Linked DNA regions of Homo sapiens: region 2 is linked to region 1. A link is a loop called in an ENCODE intact Hi-C map of the cell type or tissue named here. Cell type or tissue: pancreas. All regions are shown on one strand. Each heading gives the region's core, and the rest is flanking DNA. Links, peaks and the distances in the headings are about the cores only. Region 1 has its middle 27 kb from the start of RPL38. Region 2 overlaps SDK2 (sidekick cell adhesion molecule 2).

Region 1 (8,328 bases), core at 29-8,028:
TGCTCACAACACAGTTGGCTTTGAAGAGGCTTCAAAGTGTCTCCCAGGAAGGTCCCCAAATCATCTGAAAAGCAGCCTGGAGTCTGTCAACTCTTGGGAGTGGGAGAAAGGCGAGAGCTTTGCTGGGCTTCGCAGGTGGGAGGCAGGAGTCAGTACGTCAAAGTCTCAGAAGCTGGGGACCTGGGGGGAGATTAGAGGTCCTGAATTAGGCTGTGGAACCACCTGCTGCCTGGAGAAGCTGCCTGGGATGGGCTCTGGATTTCTCTGTGGAGGGGGCTGGGAGGGCTGGAATGGGAGGAGTCAGGAGCTGGGCTCTCCATGTTTTGTGTCCACTCCTGGGCCTGGGGGCTGATGGGAGAGGCCTGATCTCAACACGTCTCTCCCCGCCCCGTGCCTCCGGGCAGCGGCCACCATCCTGCCCCAGCCCAGGTCTCCCGGCAGGGCCAGAGCAGGCAGCCCAGCAGTGAGGCTGCAGTGAGGAGCGGTGAGTGTGTGCACAGATTGCTTGCCAGCAAGGTGGAGGCCTTGCAAACTGTATCAAGGAAAGAAGAATGTTTCAAGGAATGAAATCTCAGCCTGGAAAAGAAGAAACTAGAAAGCTACTGCACTTTCTGACTTCCAAACAATTAAATTAGACAAGGAGCGCGAAGGCTCAGTGAGGGGTTGAACGTCCTCTTGACCCTGTCAAAATCTTAGGCCAAAAAAATGCCCGCTTGATCTCCAGCGCTTTGCCCGTTGCTCAGAAGCATTTAGCTTCCTGACGATTCCAGTGTTCTCAGCAGTGACTATCAAACACTCCAGCTTTTACTAATTAATCAGATTTTTTAACAAAGAAGAAAGAAAGAGGTCATGTATCAATTTTACTGAAGAATTCTTCCTTGTATTCAGAAATTCTTCTAACTATCTGAAGGGGACAGGCTGTTTAGCTTCTCTGGGCCTCAGTTTACTCATAAGTGGTTGATGGTGGTGGTGGTGGGGAGGTCCTAAAATCTCTGGACACTTTAGGGTCTGCCATGTCACACATGTGTGCAGGCTCTAGACAGACAGTTCAGGGAGGAGTGGTCCTGAGCCGAGTCTCTGCAGCAGAGTGGCGGCTGGTGGGCGTGGCTCTGGGAAGTGAGCTGACACCTCCACCAGGTGCTTTCCAGCCCCCTAAAACATCTGCCACCCCAGAAAATGGCACAGTGGACGACTTTTGGTCTTGGCCTCCTGGGTTCTTTTCTAAGAGCTGCCATCACAAATGATCACACATTTGTTGGCCTAAAACAGCAGAAATTGATACTCTCCCAGTTCTTCAGCACAGAAGTCTGAAATCCAGGTGTCGGAAGGGCTGTGCTCCCTCTGAGGCTCTAGGGGAGGGTCCCTTCTTGCCTATCCCAGTTGCTGGCGGGGCTCCTGGTGTCCCTCGGCTTGTGGCCACATCACTCGAGTCTCTGCCTCCATCCTCACGTGGTCTCCTTCCTGTGTCTGTGTGTTTCCTTTTTTGTCTCTTAAAAGGACATGCTCTCTGGATTTAGGACCCACCCTAATCCAGGATAATCTCTTCTTTTTTTTTTTTTTTTGAGACAGAGTCTCTGTTGCTCAGGCTGGAGTGCGGTGGCGCGATCTCGGCTCACTGCCACCTCTGCCTTCCAGGTTCAAGCGATTCTCTTGCTTCAGCCTCCCAAATAGCTGGTATTACAGCCACCACGTGTGCCACCACGCCTGGCTAATTTTTGTATTTTTAGTAGAGATGGGGTTTGGCCATGTTGGCCTGGCTGGTCTTGAACTCCTGGCCTCAGGTATCTGCCCACCTCAGCCTCTCAAAGTGTTGGTATTACAGGCGTCAGCCACCACGGCTGGCCCCCCAAAACACCCTTCAAAGAGATTATCAAGAGGATAATCTCTGCTTGATCCTCACCCTAACTACATCTGCAAAGACCCTATTTCCAAATTAGGTCACATCCTGAGGATCAGATGGAAGTGAATGTTTTGGGGGACACTGTTGAAACACTGCACTTTCTCGGCATGTCTCCTTCCCTCTTCCTGGTAAGATACCCTCCCTCATTTGGAAGATTCTTCTGTCCTACTTCCCATTGCACACAATTCTGATGGGCAGGTAGTAACAGTGTCCTTTCCCCTCCCCTTGACCACAGGGGCAGACATGTGTGCCCTGGGACATTGTACCTGTCTCTCAGGCCTTAAGAATGGACAGGAGGTTGGGCAGTGGGGACTCAGGGATCGGAACTGGTCCAGACAGAGTCATTCCTGAGATTTAGATATTCCTCAAGATATGTCCGGGCACAGTGGCTCACGCCTGTAATCCCAGTACTTTGGGAGGCCAAGGCGGGTGGATCTTCTGAGGTCGGGAGTTCAAGACCAGCCTGGCCAACATAGCAAACCCCCATCTCCACTAAAAAAGCATAAAATTAGCCTGGCGTGGTGGCAGGTGCCTGTAATCCCAGCTACCTGGGTACTTGGGAGGCTGAGGCAGGAGAATCACTTGCACCCAGGAGGTGGAGGATGCAGTGAGCTGAGATTGCACCATTGCACTCTAGCCTGAGCAACAGGATCAAAACGCTGTCTCAAAAAAAAAAAAAAAAGATATGTTCAACAGGAGAGGGAGAGGGAGCCTCTGGGATCCTGTGCTAGGATCGTGCAAGCCTGGAAGAGCCTGTGGCCATCTCCCTTCCTCCTGCTGCATGAAGGCAGCTGGTATGCAGAAGGGCAGGCTAGGACCAGCAACAAACAGAAGCAGAGTCTGGAGATGGGGATATGGGCATGGCAGGGGGCTAAGGAAAACAGAATAAAAGGATGGGAAAACCAGATGTGGTCATCCAGGCCTGCCAGCACCTGACTCCGTTCTCTTTCTTACCCTCAATCCGCACCTGCCAGCACCCAACTCTGCTCTCTCTGCCTGTGCAGCTCCCTTCTCTACTCCAGTGAATCCGAGTTGCTGTTCTGTCCCTTGCCACAGAAACCTGACGGACACAACAGCATACGGAATAACCGGTGGCCCTTGAGGGGGCTGGGAGAGCAGCCATCGGTGACGTTATCAGAAGGGATTCCCGCTTTGGCAGGCGCTGGACTGGATTAATGACTTCAATAAGCACATATTAGGCCCCTTCTGTGTGCTAGCTACAGGGGATGCAGAGATGCAAGCCAATGGTAAAACAGTCTTTAACGTATGCAAAGTAGGTTAACTGGAGGGTAGGAGTGCGGGGTAGACCTAGCTACAGGGGATGCAGAGATGCAAGCCAATGGTAAAACAGTCTTTAACGTATGCAAAGTAGGTTAACTGGAGGGTAGGAGTGCGGGGTAGACTATTTTCAGGTAGCTGTCAGGTGGTAGGGTTGGGGTGAGCCCTTGGTGGCTTGGGAGCAGCTCTCTCTGGTGCACAGCAGGTGTTGGGAAGTATGTGTTGAATAAATGAATTTAGATTATTTTATGGTTCACTTGCTTATGTCTGCCAGTGACTCATGCTGTGTGCCTCTTCTTTCCTCTGCACACATCTCTCCCTGTGCTCATCCATGCACACACACATGCAGGCACACACTGTCAACAGCCTGGTATGATGCTGGGCACCTGGGAGTGCTGACTAAGTGTCTGGGGGGGGGGGTCACATGATGGAGTGGCTGGCAGATTGGCAGCCACCGTGGTAGGAAGCTGTCCTATTTGTCTGGAATTTGGGCTTGTGCTCAGCTCCTAATGACTCACTTTGTGGATTGGCCATGGGGTGTTTCATCCACAGGTTCTCTCCCCTCCTCATCACCAGGGAGGTGTCTGGGTGGTCTTCAGCAAGGATGGGCAACATGGCCATTTCAACACTGGTTCTTGACTCCCATGTTGTTTGGGGGTCTTGGGGGTTCTTCAGAGGGAGAGGGAGGGATGCTGCAGAGGGCAGTATGGAATACGGGGCTCCTTGTTTCTAGATAGGGCTGTCAGAGGCTTCTCCATCTATGGGCCCTGTTCTTGGAAGCCGGGTCTGCGCTGCAGGTCCCTCACACAACCACTAGATGCCAGTGTTTCTTAATGGATGGAAGGGGGAGCCTGGGAAGGGCTGGCGGAGAGGGAAGGTCTAGATGGTCCTAGGGGGATAACAGGGCCTGGGCTGTGCCCATCTTATAGATGGGAATAGTGAGTCCTGGGAACTTAGCTAAGGCACAGGTAAGCTTCTCTAGACACTATGCAGTGAATCTGACGAAAGCGCCAGGGTTCCGGCTTCCACTTCCTTGTTCAGTGTCTTTATTCGGGATGTCTCACCTGTGCTGTCCAAGAAGGGCGTTGCAAACAGGTAAGTGGGGAGGGGCCGGAGGGGATGAGGGTGGTTCTGGGGAATCCAGCTTGGGAGGAGTGGAGCCTGACAATGAGAGAGGGGGTGAGAGAGAGGACTTGGGGGACCAGCAGCTGGAAAAGCACTGTTCATCCCATTCCGGCATTCATCCTTCCTTCCTGCCTCTCATCCTCCTTTCTGTTTTAGTTTGGTATCTCAGAAGGCAGAGAGAGAGACACACACACAGAAAGAGAGGAGGAGAATCAACCAGGTGAGGAGGCTCCACTTTTTTTTTTTTTTTTTTAGACAGAGTATCGCTTATTGCCCAGGCTGGAGTGCCATGACACGATCTTGGCTCACTGCAACCTCTGCCTCCAGGTTCAAGTGATTCTCCTGCTTCAGCCTCCCGAGTAGCTGGGATTACAGGTGCCCGCCACCATATCCAGCTAATTTTTTTTTTTTTGTATTTTTAGTAGAGACAGGGTTTCACCATGTTGGCCAGGCTGGTCTCAAACTCCTGACCTCAGGTGATCCACCAACCTCAGCCTCCCAAAGTGCTGGGATTACAGGCATGAGCCACAGTGCCCGGCCTGAGGCTCCACTATTCAAGGGAGAATCCATCTCGTGCTGAAATGAAGTGCAGGTGTGGGACTTCTGTGCTGTTCCCCATCCTTGCCCCCTGCTCCCTGGCCCTTATTCCTGGCACAGGGCCAGGTGTGCAGGAGGCCCTCCGTAAGTGTGTCTGGGTGGAGGTGGGGGCAGAGCGTGGCCAAGGACGGGAGATGGAGCTCCCTCAGTACAGTTCCTTCTGGCTTCCCATGGGGCAGACCTGGGGATTCCAAAACATGGGGCGAAGATTGACTGTTGAGCCCCCAATACAGTCCCAGCAATGTCAACACCACTCAGGGAAGTCACAGTTAAACATCGGGGGCCACGGCCTCTGCTCAGCCCCATTGGAGGGGAGGAGTGGGGGTCGGGATGGAGGGCAGATCAAGAGAGAGGCTAATGTGGTTTAAGCAGAGATAAGAAAGGCTGTGTGCTGCCTGCAATGCTTCCCGGTGAGCCTAGGATTCTATCATTAGAGACTGATTTATTTAGGTCAAGCCGTGACTCCCCCTAGGAGTTTTACATAGTTTCTTGCATGTAATAGACCATTCAGTAAATATTTGTCAACGGAGTCTCCTTAAAATGAAAATACCCCGAGGAGCGATAAACCATTTTCATTTGCTAACACTTCACCGTGAATTAGTTTATCACACTAACTAGTGTCCTAACAAGGTTTCTGAGGGGGAAACTCAGTACAGATGTGTTCTGAGGAGGCGCCTGCCTGGGAAGACGGGGGAGATGTGGAGTTTGGGCAAGTGCTGGAGATGATGTGACTTGGCCGAGAGCAAGGGCCAGCGTGCTCAAGGTGGGCACAAGGATGTTGGGTGTCTGCTGCCGGCCATACAGTCATGCCTCTTCCCTGTTGAAACTCTCTAAGATCTTCACAGTCCCTGGGAAAATGTCCCAACTCCTCTCTAAGGTTGCAGAGGTCCTTTCTGATCCAATCACCTCTCTCCTCCCCAGCCTCCCGTCTTGACACTGGCAATGCTCCAGCCGGACTCTTCCTTGAACTTAATGAGGCCTTATTACCTCCTTCCCTTTGTACTTGCTATTTATTCCCTATGCCTGGCTTACTATCTCACACTCTTTGCCTGGTTAATTTCAATGAGTTTTTCAAATTTTGTTTAGATGTCACTTCCTCCAGGAAGTCTTCCATGACCAACCCAGTGTAGAGGAGGCTCTTCTTCTTCTTCTTCTTCTTTTTTTTTTTTTTCTGAGACAGAGTCTCGCTCTATCGCTCAGGCTGGAGTGCAGTGGCGTGATCTCGGCTCACTGCAAGCTCCGCCTCCTGTGTTCACGCCATTCTTCTGCTTCAGCCTCCCGAGTAGCTGGGACTACAGGTGCCCGCCACCACGCCCAGATGATTTTTTTTGGTATTTTTTTAGTAGAGATGGGGTTTCACTGTGTTAGCCAGGATGGTCTCGATCTCCTGACCTCATGATCTGCCCGCCTTGGCCTCCCAAAGTGCTGGGATTACAGGTATGAGCCACCACGCCTGGCCGAGGAGTTTCTTCTTCTAAATGGTCTGGCAGTACTCTGTAACTGCACTCTCCTTGCAATTACATTGCAGAATTGGAAAAAAGTAACAAAAAGTAGTATACATGCAGAATTTAAACAAATTCCAATTGTATAGGAGGCTTATAATAAAAAATTACAGTTGCCTGCTTGTATTAGTCAGAGTTCAGTCAGGAAAATAGAAACCACACCAGTTATCTTAACAGAGAATTTAATATAGAGAATTGGCTAAACAGGTATTGGAGGACTGAAAAAGCCCAAAGAGAACATTGAAGTAGCATGGTTAGAGGAACTAGAGAAAGAAGCCATCATCCCTAGGATGGGCAGAACAAAAGGGAGATGTCGTGGTTATCTGACTCTACAAGCTTGAAGAAGAGGCCCCATGGAGCTGGGTTTAGACCTCAGACGCTGCAGCCTGGCTGACTGGTGCTGCTATCTCTGAAGGAGCATGATGAGATTGTGCAGTAAAAACTGGCTACTGGAATGCACTGCTGCTGCTCGGGGGGAGATCTGTTGCTGGAGAGACAGGGACAAGAAGAATAAGCCAGCAGAAAGAGCATATGCCTCTTTTCTCTCCTCCAGCCTTTGGTTTCTCTCTAGTCCTCCTACAGGCAGAACCCAACAAGGAGCCAGTTGACGAAGGAGAGATGTTATGTGCAGAGCCCCAATCTTAGCACCAAAACGTAGAGTTTAGAAGAGTGAGCTCGGGCTGGGCGTGGTGACTCATGCCCGTAATCCCAACATTTTGGGAGGCTGAGGCAGGCAGATCACCTGAGGTCATGAGTTTGAAACTAGCCTGGCCAACATGGCAAAACCCCACCTCTACTAAAAATACAAAAATTAGCCAGGTGTGGTGGCAGGCACCTGTGGTTCCAGGCACTCTGGAGGCTGAGGCAGGAGAATCACTTGAACCTGGGAAGCAGAGGTTGCAGTGTCTGAGACTGCGCCACTGCACTCCAGCCTGGGTGACAGAGCAAGACTCCATCTCAAAACAAAACAAAAAAAAAATAAAAATAAAAATAAAAATAAATGAATGAATAAATAAATAAATAGAAGGGTGAGCTCGGAGTTGAGAGATGATAGCTTGACAGCTGACACAGTCCTCCACCCCTTTGGCTACTCAGCATCCATCTACATGTACTGAACACCATCTAATGATAACAACAAACGTACACCTTTACCTTATAACATGCAATTATCTTTTGTACAAAGACACTCACAGTGTTCTCAAAGAGAGGAGACATAAAATCCCAAGAGCTCTTATATCCTCCTCTGAGTGACAGTCATGGTACTCGTTTCTAGATGATGTTGATCACCCCTCAAAACTAGTCATGGTCCCATCTGAATATTTTGTAACTTAAAGATGAAATTGTGAAGTTAACCACTGCTAATAATCTTTACATAAAATAAAAACGGCAAAGGAGAGAGAAGAGACATTAGTTAATATGTGCCAGTGCAAACATGTATACATATCAACAGGCAAGGAAGAAAATATTCCTGCTTTCTATGTTCTTGTTTTTATGAGGTCGTGTTGATATTAACTTCCTTCTCTCATTGCCTGTTCCATATCCATTAGTCTTCCCTTAGACAAGGAAGTACTACACGGGTCACCAGAGAACTTCCTGGGTTCCTTGTCTCCTTTATATAGTAGCTAACTAGTTTCTCTTTGCTAACTAGGAAAGTGATTCTCTTCTCTGCCTGTTTATTCAGCAGCATAAAGAGCCTATAAAATGTCCAGGTGTTAGCCTTGATGTCCAGTTCAGTGGAACAATCACTGGGTCTCTGGTGGAAACATTCCTCCTTTGGTTCCTAAAACCTCCAAACCAGCAGAGTTCAAAGTTAAAGAGGGGATAGGAAACAAACATTCTGTGAGAGTTGTTAGGTATGATAGTGAGAGGTGGCTGAGTGTGGTGGCTTAGGCCTGTAATCCCAGCACTTTGAGAGGCCGAGACGGG
Region 2 (8,328 bases), core at 273-8,272, 750 kb after region 1:
GTGGCTGGGTGATAGCCTAGAAGAGTCTTCAGAACTAGGCTCTGGAGCCAGCCAGGTTGGGTTCCCCACGTACACTTGTGAAGGTCATACACTGTACAACCCAAGAGAGCATCTCTCGGCCGGGCGCGGTGGCTCATGCCTATAATCCCAGCATCTTGGGAGGTTGAGGTGGGCAGATCACCCTGAGGTCAGGAATTCAAGACCAGCCTGGCCCAAAGTGGTGAAACCCGGTCTCTACTAAAAATACCAAAATTAGCCGGGCATGGTGGCAGTTGCCTGTAATCCCAGCTACTTGGGGAAGGGGCTGAGATAGGAGAATCGCTTGAACCTGGGAGGTGGAGCTTGCAGTGAGCCAAGATTGTGCCACTGCACTCCAGCCTGGGAGACAGAGCGAGACTCCGTCTCAAAAAAAAAAAAGAGCATCCTTCACATCCCAGCCTTGCCAGGCTCAAGGTCCAGCTCTTCATCTTCCAAGACCTGCCACCCTGGTGAGTTACTAACTCACTCTGAGCCTCAGGTTCCCCATCTGTAAACTGGTGACAATAATATATATACCCCAGGGTGATGTGAAGACTAGACTATAGCGTGCATGTGAGGGTCCTGCATTATGCCTGGGAGTCCGAAAGCCCAGGAAACGATAGGTGCTTGATGATGAATATTATTCTAGTGGTGGCTGCTGCCAGTCTCCTACCCCAGGCAGCTCAGAGGGCTCCAGATGGCGGAACCAGCAAAGCCCAAGCCACCTCCCTAAGGCCATCTGCCCTGTGTGCTTCCTCTTCACCTCTGTGTGTGCACACTCACCTTCACAACTCTCCCCTGCACACACACACATATGCACACACACGCATGTGCACACACATGCACACACATACATGCACACGTACATACACATGTGCACACATATGCACACACATGTACATACACATGTGCACACACACGTACAAACACAGTTGCTCCTTCACACCGGCAAGCCCCAGCTCAGAGGTGCCTCCTCCAAGGACTCACCCTGCCCCAGCCCCCAGCCCTCCCCTCCAGCCCTACCTCCTTCACTCCCCACCTTCTCATGCATTTGGTCATCGGCTTATTTACCTAGCTCATGGCCTGTCTCCCCACAAAGTCAGGGGTGTCGGTTTTGTCCACTGCCGTCTCCCAGGACCTAGAACAGAGTCTGGCACACGGTAGGCACTCAATAAACATTTGTGGGGATAATAGGGGCACACCTAGGCACGTGCTTACACATGGAAATAAACACATCCACCCAGCACACTCAGTTCACTGTGCCTGCACGCATGTACAAACGGACATGCGACCCCCAGATGGACACATGGAGATTCCCTTCCTTACGGGGGTGGGGGGTTCTTTAAAATAGACATAGTCACAAAGACCTGCATTCCCAGGCTCACTCCTGCAGGTGCACTTGCACTCTCTCTTTCTCCCCCTCTTTCTCTGGCCAGGACCCTCCCAGGCTGGGCCCCAGGCTCCCTGGGTCCCCCTGCAGAAGGAGGTCTGTCCTGACCAGGGCTGCTGCTGGGGGACAGCGTGTCCCTCTCTACCCCACCCCCACTCCAGGCAGCTCCCGTCACTTCCCTTCACTCTCTTGAAGGTGACTCTCCCCAGAAGCATCCTGCCGCAGGATGCCCGTCATCACCTTGTCAGAGCTGTCCCCCCGCCAGCTCCCCCAACCCGGGTGCCAGCTGCCTCTGAGGGCTGTGCCGGGCTACTGCTCACCGTCATCAGGAAACTGCGCCCCCTTCTCTGTTGAAGGGCACGTGGTGTGGCGGGCACAGGAGCATCAGGGGACCTGGGCTCTAGGCTGCCCGCTCTGAGACCCTGTGCCCTCGTGTCCGTCCCTAAGCCAGAAAGCTCTCCAGGTCTCTCAGCCCCCACCCCAGCCCCACCGCCATCTGTCCTCATTCCTTCCAGCATTTCCAGAGCCAGGGGCCTGTGGGGGGACCATGCTGCCCTGGAGCGGCCAGGGAAGGGCAGGGTGTGCCCTTGGGGGCTACAGGCTGACCCCCACCCTGTTTTGCCCTCAGGGGAGCGCATCTTGGCCAGTGGCTCTGTGCAGCTGCCTCGCTTCACACCCCTGGAGTCGGGCAGCCTCCTCATCAGCCCCACACACATCTCCGATGCGGGGACCTACACCTGCCTGGCCACCAACTCTCGGGGGGTCGATGAGGCCTCAGCAGACCTAGTCGTTTGGGGTGAGTGTGCAGAGCCACAGGGCTTTATACATTTGTGTGTGCGTGTGTACATCCCTGTAGGTGCTGAGGACTCAGGACAGCTACGGGGCACAGGCTCATACCACCAGTGTCTCCATCCCCAGTGTCTGTCCCAGTCAGGGCCCTTCTCATCAGAGGGACAGTGACAAAGTGGTTCAGAGGCCAGGGACTAGGAAGATTCTGCCGGTGATGCTATGCTTGGCCGACTTGAGAGAACATTGAAGTTATAGGAGAGCTGCCTTCATATATTTTAGGGCAGAAATCGGCAAATATTTTCAAGAAAGGGCCAGATCATAAATATTTTAAGCTGTGTGGGCCAGACGGTCTCTGTCACAACGACTCAACTAGCTTCCGTTTTATCTAGAAAGCAGCCACAGACGGTATGTCATCCAATGGGCGTGGCTATGTTCCAGTAAGGGTTTATTTAGCCAAAAAGGCCACCTGCCGGATTTGGCCCCCAGCCTGTAGTTAGCCGACCCCTGCTGTAAGAGAGCTTCTCAAGCCACTTCCAACTTTGGATCCACACCCAGCATACCTGTGGGCCACTTGTCTGGGCTGAGCCCAGGGGTCCTGGTGCATGAAGCACTAGACTGGAAATCAGAAAGCCCTATTTTTACCCTGGCTGGACCACTGATATGCTGAAAATATGGTCCTGATCGTCCTTAGAGTTTGGTCTCTCCATCCCATACATGGTTTGTGAGAGCAAAATTTAATGAGCCCCAACTATGACGTGGCTTCCAAGAATTAAAGTACCAGGGAGCTCATTGTTCTTTTTAACCATTTGGGGGCTTTCATATGGTATCCACCCAGAGTCCAGCCACACAGCCCCCACACCTCTTCTCACCATGCTGTCTCCGCTGTATCTTTCAGCTCGGACCCGCATCACCAAGCCCCCCCAGGATCAGAGTGTCATCAAGGGCACCCAGGCCTCCATGGTGTGCGGAGTGACCCACGACCCCCGAGTAACCATCAGGTACTGGCTCTGCTGTTGACTCCAGGCAAGAGGGGAGGGGGAGCCTCTGGCAATAGCTTGTAGCTGGGCGAGTGTCCACATTAGGGAGGTAACAGCTGCAGAGCCACGCCTTCTCCTGGGCAGTGGCATTTCCAGAGCTGAGTGCAGGGCTGAGAGGTAGGGGGTATGAAATAAACACCCGGGAACTGAGCTACCCTGAATTGAGTTAAGCCAGTTTCCAAGGTGGGAGGAAAAGAGGAAGGGGTGCAGAAAGATGAAGTAAGAGGAATGGAGGAGGGGGTGAGGGAGGGGAAAGGAAGAGGCTTGTGGGTTAGTGAGCATGGAAGGGAAGGAGCTGCTGTCTCTGGCCCTGGACGCCACTGCTAGTGTCCCCCAGCCCACCCCAAGTCTTTGGCCCTCTGGCCTCTGAATGGGCAGCAGAGGGGTCTGGGCAGGCGGATATGGGATCAGCTATAGGGGTGGGGCAGGAGATGACCCCTGGGGGGACCCTGCAAGAGAAGCACATGTGGGAAACTGAGCCTCCAAACCGAGGTCACCCCACCATCTTCCATGGCCAAGCCGGGACCTTGGCAAGGGACTTGGCTTCCAGGTAACTCAGTCCCGCCTCTGTGGAAGCCACTAAAAGGGCTGGGAGGAAGCAGCCAAGAAAGGTATAAAAGCCGGGACCCCTCCCAAGCACCTGAACCAAACCCTACCCCCACCCCCAAGGCTTTGGAAGCTAAAACCAGGAGGAGATTGTCCCTGCCTTCTCTTCCTTGAGCTCCAGAATGCTGAGGGAAATGCAACTGCTTCCTTAGAAATAAATATTCCCTGCGTGTTGCTTCTCTATTTTATGAGCAATATCACTGTCAAAGCAACTGGCACCGAGGCTAGAAGGGGCCGGCGCTCCTGCACTGGGAGAAATGGCCTCCTCCTCATGCCGAAGGCAGCTGCGTCCTGGGGCGCCATCTGGTGGCCACTGGACCTATGACAGTCTGTACAGCCACCCCCAAATGAGACTCCGGGGAGCCCAGGTTGGTACAAGGGGCTCCAGGCTTTTGGCCAACACTGATTCTCAGAGAACATATCAGCGGCCCCAGTTTGAGAAACACCTCATGAAGTGTTGACCACTTAAGGCAGTCATCACATGACGCTAGCACAAATGCAAAAATGTACATAGATGTATTAATAGTTAGAAGATTTTTGACTGAGATTCCAGAATATGCTTATTTCTGGGTTTAATAGATTTTTCTTAAAAAATTAACATACCAACTGTAAAAAAGGTCCTGGGAGAGAACCCACATAGAATACTGCTGTGTATCTCGGGCCCATTCATTGTGTAGTAGCTATACTTTTAGCATTCATTAATAGGGAAATTCTGAAATTCAGTATACTTTAAATCAGACTTTATTTATAAAAAAGATGACTTACTTATAAAAAGTGTCAACTTATTTGAGAAAGACATACATTGTATTCATTCTCTAGACAGTTACTGATGCATAATGGGATTCGGGGGTCTCTTGCAAAGTAACCTGCAGACCCACTCTGTAGGCCCTTCCAGTGAACTGCAGGTCAGAAATCCCTGTACCAGGTTACTGAAGGGAGGTCCTCGCCTTAAACGGAATTAACCATCTAGGACCATCTTTTCATCAAAGGGATGATTCTGGGGAGCAGAATCATCCCTTTATCCCCCCCAAAATTGGCAAAGTCTATGCCCAAGGCCACCCCAGCAGCTCCCACCCCAGTCTGTCTTCCTTGGACTGGGGGGACGGGGACATCCCTTCTACCCTCCGTCTTGAGGTAGATCTTGGGGATGGGGTGAGACCCAGACCTCAGCAATTTTAAGAAGCTCCCCAGGTGATTCTAATGTGTCACCAGGATTGAAAACCCTGTTCTATCTGCAAAACACAGCAGGGTTCCCTAAGCAGACTATTAGGTGGGTGCAAACGTAACTGCGGTTTTTGCCTTTGAAAGGAATGGTCAAAACTGCAATTACTTTTGCACCAACCTAATAGAAAGGATCTCAACAACCAAACCAGACTAAAGTGGTGCCGCTGAATCCTGAGTGACACGTCCTCAGAGCAAAGCCAGGTGCAGGGGTGAGGGCCTGGGCGGGTGCAGGTTTCTAGCATGAAAACCTCCAAAATAGTTCTAGAAAAAAACACTCTGGCCAGGCGCCGTGCCTCACGCCCATAATCCCAGCACTTTGAGAGGCCGAGGCGGGTGGATCATGAAGTCAGGAGATGGAGACCATCCTGTCCAACATGGTGAAACCCCGTCTCTACTAAAAATACAAAAAAAATTAGCTCAGCCTCCCAAAGTGCTAGGATTACAGGCGTGAGCCACTGTGCCCAGCTGGATTTTGGCCATTCTAATAGCTGTGCTGTGATATCTCGTTGTTGTTTTAATTTGCATTTCCCTAATGACATATGATGTACAGCATCTTTTCATTTGCCTGTTGGTCTTCTGTGTACCTTCTTTGGTGAGGCATCTGTCAATGACTATTTTTTAATCAGATTGTTTTCTTATTGCTGAGTTTTAAGAGTTCTTTGTAGATTTTGGATAGCAGTGCTTTATCAAAGATATCGTTTACAAATATTTTCTTCTAGTGTGTGGCTTCTCTTTTTATTCTCTTGAAAGTGTCTATCAAAGAGCAGCAATGTTTGATTTAATGAAATCCAGCTTATCTGTTCTTTCTTTCATGGATTGTGCCTTGGGTGTCGTATTTAAAAAGTCATTGCCAAACCCAAGGTCATCTAGATGTTCTCCTGTATTATCTTCTAGGAGTTTTATAGCTTTGCATTTTACATTTAGCTCTGGGATCCAATTTGAGTTAATTTTTGTGAAGGGTGTAAGATCTGTGTCTAGATTTTTTTTTTTTTTTTTTTTGCATGTGGATGTCAAGGTTTTCCAGCACTGTTTGTTGAAAAGACTTCTTTTTTATTTTTATCTTTGTTTTTGTTTTGTAATTGATTTGTTGGAGAAACCAGGTTCTAGAAGACAGAGGTCAGCAATCTTTGCTGTAAAGGACCAAAAAGTAAACATTTTAGGCTTTAAGAGAGCCATATGGTCTTGTCATGACTACTCAACTCTGTTTATAGTGCCAAAGCAGCCATATGTAAACAGGCACTAAGTAAACAGATGGGCATGTCTGTGTTCTAATAAAACTTTATTTACACAGACAGGCAGCAGGCCATAGTTTGTTGATCCTGCTATGGAATATTCAACACTCTGGATTGGCCTGGCTGCTGTCTCACAGTGTTGTTAACCTGTTCTTCTATCCTCTGTATTTATAATTCAATTTCAGTAACTGCTAATTAGATTCATGTTCAATTGTTTTGGCACAAATACTTCACAGGCAGTGATCTCTGCTTCCTAAAGCACCACATTCTGAAGCAAAGAATGTCTGCTTGCCATAGGCTATTTCTTTTTTTTCTTTTTTTTTATGAGATGGAGTCTCGCTCTGTCACCCAGGCTGGAGTGCAGTGGCACCATCTCGGCACACTGCAAGCTCTGCCTCCCGGGTTCACGCCATTCTCCTGCCTCAGCCTCCCGAGTAGCTGGGACTACAGGCTCCCGCCACCACGCCTGGCTAATTTTTTGTATTTTTAGTAGGGACAGGGTTTCACCGTGTTAGCAGGATGGTCTCAATCTCCTGACCTCATGATCCGCCAGCCTCGGCCTCCCAAAGTGCTAGGATTACAGGCATGAGCCACCGCGCCCGGCCCCCATAGGCTATTTCTTACATGGGAATTACTCTCTGCAACTAAATTTGCTTTTAAGTAAAATTCTGCCCATCCTGTGAGTGCTGGCAAGTCCTTTCTAAATAAAGGGATGAATTGAAGGTGATTACTGTTGTTGATTTGTAAATAGGTATTAAAAGACTTAAAAATTAACTCAACGATTTCACTGCTGAGAATTTGTCCTTGAGGAAATGATTTGGAATGGTTGTAAACATTTTGCCATAAGGACCACAGCTTTAACTATAATATTAGAAACCAAGGAGCTAAACTGGATGTCCAACATTATGGGATCGGTTAAATTACAAAACAGCTGTACTGACACATGTGCATCCAATAAAAAATCATGGTGTGGAAATATCACATCAAAAAGAGTTTATGATATTTTTATTGAGTCAAAAAGCAGCTTTAAAAACAGGATGACTGGTCAGGCGTGGTGGCTCAAGCCTGTAATCCCAGCACTTTGGGCGGCAGAGGCAGGCGGATCACCTGAGGTCAGGAGTTCAAGACCAGCTTGGCCAACATGGCAAAGCCCCGTCTCTACTAAAAATACAGAAAAAAAAAAAAAAAAAAAAAAAAAAAAGCCCAGCATGGTGGTGCAGGCCTGTAATCCCAGCTACCAGGGAGGCTGAGGCAGGAGAATTGCTTGAACCCGGGAGGCGGAGGTTGCAGTGAGCCAAGATCGCACCACTGCACTCCAGCCTGGGCAACAGAGTGAGATTCTGTCTCAAAATAAAATAAAATAAAATATAAAAATAGGATGGCTGAATAGATTGCTGTATACCATTCATGTAAATATACTGTATCATTTAAAATATGTAACAAAGGCTAACTGTTACTGACCGCTTGCCGTGGTTCAGGCACTTCTCTATTTTATATTAGCTTGCACAATCCTCACAGCAGTGCTATGAGGTGGGTGGTGTTAGTTTCCTCATATTACAGGTGAGGCAACTGAGGCCTAGCAAGGTTAAATAAACTCACCCAAGGCCAGGCGTGGTGGCTCACACCTGTAATCCCAGCACTTTGGGAGGCTGAGGCAGGTGGATCACTTGAGGTCAGGAGTTAGAGACCAGCCTGACCAACATGGTGAAACCCCATCTCTACTAAAAATACAAAATTAGTCGGGCGTGGTGGTGCTCGCCTATAGTCCTAGCAACTCGGGAGGCTGAGCCACGAAAATCACTTGAACCTGGGAGGTGGAGGTTGCAGTGAGTCAAGACCGCACCACGGCACTCCAGCCTGGGCGACAGAGCCAGACTCTGTCTAAAATAAATAAATTCATTAATAAATTAGCTCACCCAAGATCACAAAGCTGGAAAGTAGCAAAGCCAGCATTTGGCCTGAGAGTCTGACTCCTGAATGCAGCAGTGCTGCAGTGCACTGCCTATCCGGGCGGGGAAGAAGGGTCTGGAAG

What was found. Peaks named below come from ENCODE experiments on the same cell type or tissue, not always from the same donor. Only the 100,000 strongest peaks of a DNase experiment are listed, where the experiment ranks them.
Region 2: it touches region 1 in a loop (4-fold over the local background); 92 of 110 quality-filtered maps call a loop at or near these places.

What each region holds. Positions count from the first base shown.
Region 1 is chr17:74,172,549-74,180,876 of GRCh38, reverse strand. No RefSeq gene overlaps it. Among named protein-coding and RNA genes, the nearest start is that of RPL38, 27 kb to the left of the region's middle. RefSeq lists an enhancer at 334-910. In pancreas, for the core only: a CTCF peak has its summit at 3,985 (motif pointing right); a DNase peak (open chromatin) is centred at 3,994.
Region 2 is chr17:73,425,378-73,433,705 of GRCh38, reverse strand. It overlaps SDK2 (sidekick cell adhesion molecule 2), which reads left to right. Exons shown (of 45, transcript NM_001144952.2): 11 at 2,037-2,204; 12 at 3,093-3,195. Among named protein-coding and RNA genes, the nearest start is that of SDK2-AS1, 84 kb to the left of the region's middle. RefSeq lists an enhancer at 4,202-4,251. In pancreas, for the core only: a CTCF peak has its summit at 4,149 (motif pointing left); a DNase peak (open chromatin) is centred at 4,115.